Linked DNA regions of Homo sapiens: all the other regions are linked to region 2. Evidence: chromatin contacts called from ENCODE Hi-C or POLR2A ChIA-PET data. All regions are on one chromosome and are shown on one strand. The core of a region is the stretch at or near the end of the contact, and the rest is flanking DNA. Distances in the headings are between cores, read along the strand shown.

What was found. A loop is a pair of places that touch in the nucleus more often than their neighbours do. ChIA-PET counts read pairs that join two places held with the same protein, here RNA polymerase II (POLR2A). Pooled maps may share reads with other maps.
Region 1: a pooled map shows a loop between it and region 2 (10-fold over the local background). The contact joins the promoter of RORA-AS1 here to the enhancer-like site in region 2. A Hi-C loop is called at or near these places in 1 of 37 single-sample maps with no recorded cell type and 8 of 50 pooled maps. POLR2A ChIA-PET finds 5 or more read pairs at or near these places in 1 of 52 experiments (activated CD4-positive, alpha-beta T cell).
Region 3: a loop to region 2 is called in a map of CD4-positive, alpha-beta memory T cell, with 4 times the contacts of the local background. The contact joins two enhancer-like sites. A Hi-C loop is called at or near these places in 3 of 168 maps with a recorded cell type or tissue (CD4-positive, alpha-beta memory T cell, GM12878 and naive thymus-derived CD4-positive, alpha-beta T cell), 10 of 37 single-sample maps with no recorded cell type and 14 of 50 pooled maps. POLR2A ChIA-PET finds 5 or more read pairs at or near these places in 3 of 52 experiments (Panc1, activated CD8-positive, alpha-beta memory T cell and activated T-cell).

What each region holds. Positions count from the first base shown.
Region 1 is chr15:60,477,244-60,480,713 of GRCh38, forward strand. It overlaps RORA-AS1 (RORA antisense RNA 1), which reads left to right and starts at 1,935. Exons shown (of 6, transcript NR_120342.1): 1 at 1,935-2,155. It overlaps ICE2 (interactor of little elongation complex ELL subunit 2), which reads right to left and starts at 1,899. Exons shown (of 16, transcript NM_024611.6): 1 at 1,760-1,899; 2 at 694-826. The coding sequence starts at 734. RefSeq lists enhancers at 731-850, 1,173-1,700.
Region 2 is chr15:60,647,545-60,651,085 of GRCh38, forward strand. All of the region lies in intron 2 of RORA (RAR related orphan receptor A), which reads right to left. LOC105370846 (a long non-coding RNA gene) reads left to right here. Exons shown (of 5, transcript XR_007064663.1): 5 at 105-3,541. Among named protein-coding and RNA genes, the nearest start is that of RORA-AS2, 32 kb to the right of the region's middle. RefSeq lists an enhancer at 2,597-3,098. Within about 2 kb of position 1,912, at least 4 of the 41 ENCODE cell types and tissues checked have a DNase peak (open chromatin) inside an H3K27ac peak, as active enhancers do.
Region 3 is chr15:60,506,674-60,510,056 of GRCh38, forward strand. All of the region lies in intron 5 of RORA (RAR related orphan receptor A), which reads right to left. The region is part of intron 2 of RORA-AS1 (RORA antisense RNA 1); the gene reads left to right. Among named protein-coding and RNA genes, the nearest start is that of RORA-AS1, 29 kb to the left of the region's middle. RefSeq lists an enhancer at 1,500-1,609. Within about 2 kb of position 1,263, at least 3 of the 41 ENCODE cell types and tissues checked have a DNase peak (open chromatin) inside an H3K27ac peak, as active enhancers do.

The sequences.
Region 1 (3,470 bases), core at 685-3,184, 170 kb before region 2:
ATAAAAACAAAGTAAAGGGTCTCAGGGATTGTGAGCTCCCTGGGGATGGGAGTGTTGTTAGCAATAAACAAATACTCAATGAACATACTGACTTAATAGTCTGAGTCAGGTACTATTTTAATACTCTTTGTAACCATTTATAACATTTGATCCTCCTTGGCTGGCTTAGTAAATGTGTGTTAAAATGAACTAAAGCAGCACATGTATTAGCTAGATGGCTACAAAACCACTATATTATTTAACCAGGTTCTCTATTTGCAAAGTTCTCATACACTTTTAAAATACAGTCTATGCATTTATATCATTTGATATAGATTTCAATATAACAAAAAGCATGTCTATTCTTAAAGAGGGTCTTTTTTATTACTTGTATGGAAATGGGCCAAGGTTCTTGGACTCAAGAAAATTCCAGTATCTCTCCTTCACAGGAGACCAACAATAAATACCTGAGGGAATTATACCTAAAAATAATTTGAGTGCTGAACTGTGTTGTTCCACTATAGGAGTGGAAGTACAGTCAGCCATAACTCTAGCATTCCGTATGTGAAGATGAGGATAGGGTAAATTCTGAGACCCTAAACTTGTATTTTCTGTTTCCTCCAAATCTCTCTATGCCAGAAATCTATTTTCTTATGTCAACCATCAGCCCCACTACACTCCTCTTCAGTGGATTACAAAGTGGCTACAACTCACCAATTCAGTCCTGGTTCACTTATGACCATCTTGGAGCTCATCTTCCTAGATTTCTGCTTCACTCTAGCTCACAGTTCACAGCTGCCTGGCTGCGAAGGCTCCAAGAGGCAGGATCCCTCCAGAACTTACTCAGCTGAGTAAAAACAAAAGGCCAAGATCAAAAGCAAGTGATTGGCTAGGCCAGGTGCTATTAGGTGAGGAAGAATCTCTCCCTAAACATCTACCCTCAACAGACTGTGGCACCTAAAACAGAATACAGCAGACCCAAGGTTCTTTGTAGCAGAGCAGCAATGACGATACAGGACGAGCCCTTTTCCATTTAATCTACGCCGGGAGTGTTACTCTCAGGACACTCACTATGGAAATAAGAGCTGAAACAGAACGGTGTTCTCATTGCTTACATACTAGGCCACTTGATGGCATGGAACGGGAAGTCAACTCAGTTTTCCATTCCCTTACTGCCAAAATAAATCTTTTGTTTTCCCGACCATGCTTTGTTATGGGGCAGATTCTGGCAGGCACTTTATGACAAAAGCTACCTCGATATCAGGAATCTTAGGCCTTTCACAAAGAACCTCACATTTGAGAAGACTTGAGGTCAACTTAAGTGACATTTCACAAGATCACTTACAGACATCATCAGGACTACAAATCAGGCTTGATCTCTCATGTTCAGTACTTCTCCTGTGACCCCAGGCAGACTGATAAAGTGACCTGCGAGAACCTAATCAAATTTAGGAGTCGGTCTCTCGACACCGAACGGGCCCGACCGGCTCCCACTTAATCTACCTCTCACACTTCGACCCAGTGTGGAGCTGGGGGGGAATAGTCGAGGAAGGCAAAAGAAACGGCTGAGGGAAAGGGGACGCAAAGAGAGGGGAAACAAGGTTCCAGAAAAGCAGGTAAAAGGGCAAGCAAAGCAGGGGTAGGAGCCGCGCAGAGCCAGGAGCAAAGGGTCCTGGCCCGGCCGCCATGTTCCCTCCTCCCGCCCCTGCATGAGCACGCCCGCTGGCCCGGCAGCGCCCTCCCGTCCGCGTCTGGGCTGCAACACAGCCTTTCCGCCCACCTCATGGTCCGCGGCGGCTCTTGCCCAGGCCGCAGCCACACACCACACACGCTCCACCCCACTCCTCACATTGTCGCGCGCGCCCAAAAAAGACCATATTTAAAGGATGTGGCCGCGCCGACTCGGCCCTGCGTGATGACGTCTCAGCGACATAGTGGGCGGGGCCTTGCGTCTTGACGGCTGCTCCCCTCCTTTCCTCCCGCCACAAGCGCTCGCTGTGGTTCTGGCAGCGAAGTGCGAGACTGGGCTCGCCAGGCGGAAGTGGTTGGAGACTGCGTGTTTTCCTAGAAAGTCCTCGACCTTCGTCGGGGAGAGGAGGGGAGTGATAAATTGGAAGGCGGACAAGCGACAAGTGCGGTACTGGAAAGACCCAAACATACTTGGTTGTGACCTCAGGCAAGTTTCCTGACTTCCGTAACCCAAACTCCTCATATGTAAAATGGAGATGAAATTGTTACTGCTGCATCATACGGTTTTTTGGAAAGGATTAAATGAAACAAAGGAAGAAGCTGTGCTCTGCACAGTACCTGGCACATAGTAGGGCCTCATTAAGTGCTCCTTCACCTCCGCTCCACTCCCCATCCAGTTTTAGCTGTGAGTTCAAACACTAGTTTTGTTCTCATCCATTACGGAAAGATTTATTGACCGTAAACAGAGTACTTTGTGCTTGGTGCTGGGTACACATGGACTAAGACTGAATACTGATTTTTCCAGTGCTTTGGATCTCTGGCAATCTAAGACATTTACATTAAATACAATAGAAAGTAATAAACTACATAAGAAAGGTGTATAGATTGAGGTTAGAGGGAGAGGAATAGCTAGTGTGAGGGACAAAACGCAGTTTTGAATAGTATTGAGTACTTACATGTCAGTTGCTGCACTGAGCACCTGCCGTGTGAGCTCATTTGAAGAATGTGGGTATGTGGAATGAAGAGAAAGGGCGTTCTAGACAGACCAGCACAAGTGTCAAAAGACAAAAATTTGACACATCTAAAGATCTCAGTTGGCCTTATTGCGATTCTGGAATCAGGCAACACTTCATTCCATAAAATGGAATGAGTGTCCCAATGAGTGGAACAGAGGAGGTTGGCATTACGGACAGAAAAAAGGTCTGTAGAAAGTAGAAACAAAGAACAAAAAGCAGATTGATCATTTCAAAGTTACTTTCCTGGTAAGGTGGAGACAGACAGTACAATAGAAAGATAACTGATTGGTTAACATCAGGTTACTTCAAGTTACTCTTTGCTGTAGGGACTAAAACAGAGGAAATTCATTATCTTGCTGATTGAAAATTGAAACTGGCCTGTTACCTCTGTCTCCTGATTTCTTGGAGGGCCACATAACTCAGTTTCGGTGTGGTGAGCCTGAGTGATACCATTTTTATTTTAGTCTGGTCTCTTGGGGTCTAGTGCAGAAGTTCTAAACAATGGCCTCCTATAATTTTTTTTAATACAAGGAACTGCATAAACTTATTGCATAAACAGAATCTAGTGTGTGCTATTAGGGAAGCATGTTCTACATTTTATTTTAAGACAGAGTCTCCCAGACTGGAGTGCAGTGGTGTGATCTCAGCTCACTGCAACTTCTGCCACCTGGGTTCAAGCGATTCTCCTGCGTCAGTCTCCCTAGTAGCTGGGACTACAAGTGCATGCCACCACACTTGGCTAATTTTTGTATTTTTTTTTTAGTAGAGATGGGGTTTGCCAGGGTG
Region 2 (3,541 bases), core at 662-3,161:
GAGGTGAGGGAAAGACAGAAAAACAAACCAGAAGAGAGGACTGGGTGACTGCCTTGGAAAATCTTATTATTACTAGTACATTTTTTTGTCTTTTAATCACAAAGGCTGTCTCTGCACTAGGACTAAAGAACCAGAACTGTTCAGAAAGAGAGAAGAGCCCAGCACCTTATACTCAGGAGATACTGAAAAACATCATATAAGGTGTTTACTGTTGAGAGAAAAGTACACATCAGAGGATGCCCATTATTGATATAGAGCCTTCTCTGTATCTGGATGAACGTGACCAGGAAGCCACCCTCAGCCTGCTGCAGCTGTTTTCAGAATCTGTGGGATCACACCCCAGAGGCAGTTGGGTCAGCCGCAGGCATCAGGTGAGGAGGAGGAAGAGTGAGACAGCTATTACAGGCTGCCGGACCAGGTGGCTGTGAAGAGGTGTGGGGACACCAAGGCTTATATAAGGAGGATGGAGAACACAGGCCAAAGGGGAGGCTGTAATGCTGACTTCGATTGGCTAACTTAATATAAGGCAGACTGAGGGAGGAGGAGGAGGGCAGGAGAGAACACGCTTTAGAAAGCATGACGGTGTCTCATTCTGTTTGCAAGTGAGCACGTAGGTGCCTTCCAAATATGATCCTGAAGAAGGTGCAGATAAATGAAAAATTGGATATACAATAAACCACATACCTCTTTATGTTTATATATGAACATATTAAAGAAGGTTGGCTTTAGTAGAGTATGATGCATATTCTAATTATATCAATATTGGATGCATTGTTAGTACCATTTCTCAACTTCATTTAAAAATCACTTTCAGAAAATACAAAAAATAATTCTGAAGATTTTAACCTTAGGTGCCCGTAGATCATTTTCTTAGGAAACTGCAGCTTTTAGAAATGCTGGACATACTTTATCCAAAGCGTTATAACTGGTCTTCCACAAGCCTAGGATAAAGTTTTCCACAGAAACACTACTACAGAAAAATGCCACATGCCATGGATTAAACACTGAAACCAGCTAATCACAACACATGAGAGCAAATGTAGCATGTTCAGAGAAGTACAAATATGTTGAAACATGTCTGTCATGAAATCTGATCTTAACAATCCTCTGAAGACTAGCCTTTTTGCAAAGAGAACTTATGACTAATATACCTCACGGAGGGGGTCTCAGTTTCTAATAGAGTTAATTTTATCTGCTTTGATGATGGAAACGAAAGACACCCTGGAAACATCCTCTTAATTCTAAGCACCATCCACTCTTTTTGAGGGGGGAGAGGGAAGCTTTCAGTAATTCCCAGTGTGTCTTATACTGAATATATAGAAGATGGTAAAGCAGGGCCAGGTAATTCCAACACTTAAACTGCTACTTAACCATCCACATATTAAAGGAGTTTACATGGATTGTCAGCTATGAAAGAGGTTTCTCAATCTATATCCCACTCCACAGTCAACTCTCCTCACAGGTGCTCTTGGCTGTGGGGCACTCATAATCTCAGAAGCCGATAAGGCTGCCAAGTTCAAGTTGCCGTGACTCTGAACACAGTATAATATTCCCATTCCAAGCCATAGCCCGTCACTTTTGTGGCTGTTCAGATGAGGGCCCTTCTTGGTACCACTCTGACTCACATACACTGGCTGAAGTCATGTAGCAGGTGAAGGACTTAAGTGTCACTAAGTTGGTTTCCAGTTGCTTCCAGGAAAAAAAAAAAAAATCCCCGGCATATAAGATTCTTGCTCCTGACACCTGGCACTTTCTCCTTGTGTTCATGGCTGCAGACAGAAGATCTGGCCATTACTGTTTTGGCTTCAAGTGCTGCCTCCCACACACATATTGAGGGGCTCTGCAACAAACAGAAACCTAGGGACACTGACATTTTGGAGGCAGGGTGTAGAAAAAAACACTGTATGTGTATCTGAAAACTCTGCCATGCATGTCAGCCCTGACACGCCACTTCCTAGCTCTTCTAACGTCAGAACATTCTGTGTTAGGAGTTGCTAATCAGTCCAATATCATATGTAGTTTAACGGTGTTGAAACACATTTGCCAGAAAGGAGGCCAAAAGGAAGGGCCCCTCTACTGCTATCTTCTGCAAAAGATCTGATCACTTGTGACTGCAGCCCCTCACTTTGCCCCCAGGTGTTTTCTCCCTGTGTTGTTCTTGGGCGTGTTTAATTTGGATTGAGCATCCATGGAGCTGTGTAAACATTGAGGTCCCATGAATATTGCAATATTAAACAGCAGTGGTAATTACCAATAGACCCCTCAAAAAGCAATCGAATAGCAAACTCACCTTAACTTGGCCTTTGTATCTCTGGCAACGGAAAGCTCAAAATGCAGTTCTGTCATTTTTGCACAGTCATTTACCTTGACACCCTCCCTCTGCCGTGGAATCAAATCTCCATGTATAAAAATAAACCTAGAAACTTTCTGTTCACACGTTTTGAGGTATGTGCACCAAATGACACACTTTGGGAGGTAAGCACGAGTCATGGTAACTGACCACATCCTTTATCTTTTCATCCTAAGACTTAGCAGAACTTTATCTTTACAATAAAATGGCCTTTAGAAGTGGGTATCACCAACTTCAGAATGTGAACATCGTTACTGAGAAAAAGCATTTTCCTTTTAAACAGAAACCAACAGCCATGCATTAAAAGGCCTGAGGAAAAAAAAAAAAGTGGAGCTACCACAAAACAAACAAATATTCAGCTTGGTTTCAGGAAGCTTAGAGAGGATCAAACAAGGCTTTCTCTATTGAAGTTGTTCGAGAACATTTATGGTTATTTCAGCTTCAGTTTCTATTTACGCTGCTGGCTTTTATGCCTCGACCTCAGGAGGGCATTCCAACTTCAGGTTAACTCACAAGTAGCTTCAGAAAAGTTGGCCTGAAAATCCCACCCCCAGAGTGGGGGAGGGGAAAGCACGATGGTTCACATTGGTTTCCAAACACCTTTCAAACCACTGCTTTGGCCTTGAGTCGAGGATATCTCAAAAATTGGGGAGAGAAATTCCACGGAGAGAGGGTGAGAAAGGTTTCTCATGGTGTGAACATTCATATAGGGAGACTGTCTCTTCCTGCGGGATGAAACCAGGAGAAGAGAGCACCAATTTGCGGAGCCCTCGTGAAGGTTTCCACTCAGGAGTTTGCAATTTTCTGTTGGTCCCTAGGGAGGAAGATTTAGTACATGGTTGAATTTCCAAGCAAATTAACTTCCAGAATAAAGGAGGAACTATGCCAACCCTTTGCAAACAATATTTTTGTTTTATAAATCTATTTAGTTTTCAATTCTTCGTGCCATTTATCCTCATAACCATGTTTTGGTTGGTATTTTTAATCCCCTTTTGATGGATTAGGAAATTGAGGTTTAGAGATTAAGAAACAAGCCCAAAGTTATACAATAAATACATAGAAAAGCTAAGATTCAAACCCGGGTCCTTTTGCCTCTAATGTCCGAGTCCCTTCCAATACGCCACACAGCCCCTGACCACTCCCTTCCGTTAACAATGCATATTGTCAGCGGTGGAAAGAGGAAGAAACTTT
Region 3 (3,383 bases), core at 13-2,512, 140 kb before region 2:
GAAACCCTGTCTCTATTAAAAATACAAAAAAAAATTGGCGTGGTGTTGGCTGTCTGTGATCCCAGCTACTTGAGAGGCTGAGGCAGGTGGATCACCTGAGGTCAAGAGTTCGAGACCAGCCTGGCCAACATCATGAAACCCTGTCTCTACTGAAAATACAAAAATTAGCTGGGCGTGGTGGCGGGTGCTTGTAATCCCAGCTACTTGGGAGGCTGAAGCAGGAGAATCGCTTGAACCTGAAAGCTGGAGGTTGCAGTGAGCCGAGATCACACCACTGCACTCCAGCCTGGGCAATAGAGCGAGACTCCCTCTTAAAAAAAAAAAAAGAAAATTATATCTGGGGAAATGGAACAAGCAGTTTTGTGCTTGGTGTATTGGAGCACAGAGAAGCTCAGGCAGGAGGACCACATAGAAGGCTGCTAGAATCTAGATGCCAGGAACTAACAATTTGGAGCAGCTTGGTAATAATTGTTCTGGAAGGGAAGGATGATTAAAGAAGTATTTTTTAAAAGAATTGACAAAATCCCATGAATATAAAACCATATCAAAAAATGATCCCTCTCCCTAGGGTTTTGAGTATAGAATAGGCAAGTCATTTTAAAAGAACGGTGCTGAATGCAAACTTGGCAACACTAGGGAGAATATCTTTTTGTTTGGAAATTTGTTACTGCTTTTGTCAAACAGAAGCAGACTTGTTTGTGTGAAAACAGAGCAGGTTCACCTAAATGGAGCTGGAAACCAGAATCTCCTTAGAGACACTGAAACATAATAAACCTGAATGGCCCTACTTGGCAACACATAGACACTAAAACAGCATGAATAAATAACATAAAAAATAAAACACAAATAAAAGAACAAATGTAAAGGAAAGAATGAGAAACTGAGAGTGAGAGAGAGAAGCCAGTAAATTACATGTCTTAGAATCAATGACGCTGGAGAATAGGTGAGTAAAGACAAAAATAATGGGGAGTAAGAAACAAGAAAATACATAAATAAGGTAGTGAACTACCTCTTTTGGAAAGAACTCTCACTATATAAGGTCGTTTCTAGAATGTAAACCAATTTTTGCCGATAAAAAAATGATGAAGATGAAGAGTCTTCGCAGGGAAGTAGGGGGGGATGCTGTGGAGTGAAGGATGAGAAGAGGCTCATATCATTTCCTTCCAGGTTATGTTTCATTTCTAGTTAATAAGATACTTAGCATCTTGTGGTTTCACTTTGTCTTAAGAAACTGTGGCCACTTATCCCTACCTATTTAAAACAGCCAATAAAAAGTGAGACAACAAATCATGCAGTGTACCTGACATACCAGTAGAGGGCAGTGGTTGCATTCACACCATCTGCTCACCAACAGCCTTTCATTCCAATTCATAGTCGATTTGGCAAGTGTAAGATTTTAGACACTTTGCTATTTTTAAATCTCCATTTCAGCAAAGGCGAGTATGGTCAGGCTGAATAAAATTCGAGAATTTAAGCGTGGTCTCTCAGATAAAGTCTGGAATAGTGAAATACCTTGGGCTAGGAGTTAGGAGACCTGGCTTCTGTCTGAGCTCAGCAGATAATCTATAGTCTACCTCACTTTGTGACTGGGGCAAGTCATGTGCCCCAACCATGACTGCTTCAGCAATACAGCCAGCGCCTCGATACTTCAGATGGGAAGTCCTCGCTTCTGAGTTAGTCACAGATTTTCATAGTGGGAAGGAACTTTAGATAGCATCTGGTCCAAACTGTCCTTGTTTAACAAATAATAATGACATTAATAATTATGATAGCAGTTAACACATATAGCATTCACTATATGCCAGTCCCACATAATTTGTGTCTATCCTGAATATGTATGTTTTCTCACTTAATCCTTATAACAACCCCAAGAGAAAGGTACTAGTATTATCTCCATTTTACAGAGGAGGAAACTGAACCACAGTGAAGTGACTTCTTCAAGGTGTCACAGCTGGCAAGTAGCAGAGCTATGATTCAGACACAGACCTTTATATTCTAGGAGTAGAGAAACTACAGCTCGCAGATGTTACGTGGTGTATACTGGGTTGTATAACTTATATTAATGCCAGGACCACAACCCATATAAGCGGATTTCTTGTCTCATGCTTTGCCCAGTATATCAGCTGTTTCTCCTGCGCAAAGCTTTAGATATCAATTATAGTAACAAACCTAATTTGCACTTAAAACCTAGGTCGTTTATCTGGAATGTCTAATTCAGGTACTAATTGTACACCAAGGGCAAAATTTCCTAGCCAAGGATGAAGTCATATTTTTCACTAAAAGTAATAGGTTGTGCATACTACACTTGAAAGAGAGAATTGGACTTAGGATGTGTTGGTTTATAATTTATTTTCCTATTATACAATTGGTTTCACTTGTTTAAAATCTGATGACAAAGTTTAGCCTAAAATGAAGTCAAGAGTCTTAGTTAAAGAGATAGCAGGCTTTAAGCCCCAAAAGAAATACCAGGGAAATTTAAGTAGCTTTGGAGAAGCAGCAACAAGACTTGGGCCACTTTCATGATACTCTTAGCTCCCTGAAACACTTTGCATGTATAAATGGGATAAGAGAATTAGAGCCCAATTATATACTTTCCAGATAAATGCTAGTTTAGTTTTGGGTTTGGGAATTCTCCTAGTGATGATCTCATTTAATTTATCTTGGTAAATACCACAACACCTGTGAAAAATCCCTAATTTAAAAGCACATAGAGCAAGCATGAGGGGGCAGGGCTCCCAGACTGCACTGGAAAGTGAGACCATGGAAGAGGAAGCTGACTTGTCCGGGAGCCTCAGGGAATCGGCTCAGCCATTTCTGGCCCCACTTCGGTATGAGTGCATTTTTTAGCCAAAGTGCCATGTTCAAGGGCACGCTTTGCCTAAGGCCTATGGATTTATTTCAGGATTGAATATTTGACAAGCAAACAGGACAGAGTCACTAGTATTTATGGTAAGGTGGAGGCAAACCTAAAGTGAGTCAGGTCATTTTTCATGGTATCATGTCAGCTTTCAATCAAATCCTTATTCATATCTGAAAATTGTACTTTCATTACAGTTCTGCTTAAGGCTCAGCCAACCAAGATTTCATGACAAAAATGGAAGGTTTTTGTTCTAGTTCAAGAAAAAAAAAAAAAAATCAAACCTACCTCTGCTCAGCTTGGCTTCTAGTTCAGAGGTTTCTCTGTTAATCAAAAGAGCTGCAATACACCTTTTAATGCTGTTCAGTGGTTAAAGACCAGGCTTAAAATGTCCCTGCTCTTGAGGATTTAAATTTAGACCCATAAAGAGATGCTTGTGTAAAAACCGTAAAGAACATTCAATTTGTTCTATTTGGAGAAAGATTTTACTGGAAATATAAATTTTCACTTAAAAGATGTTTTATGG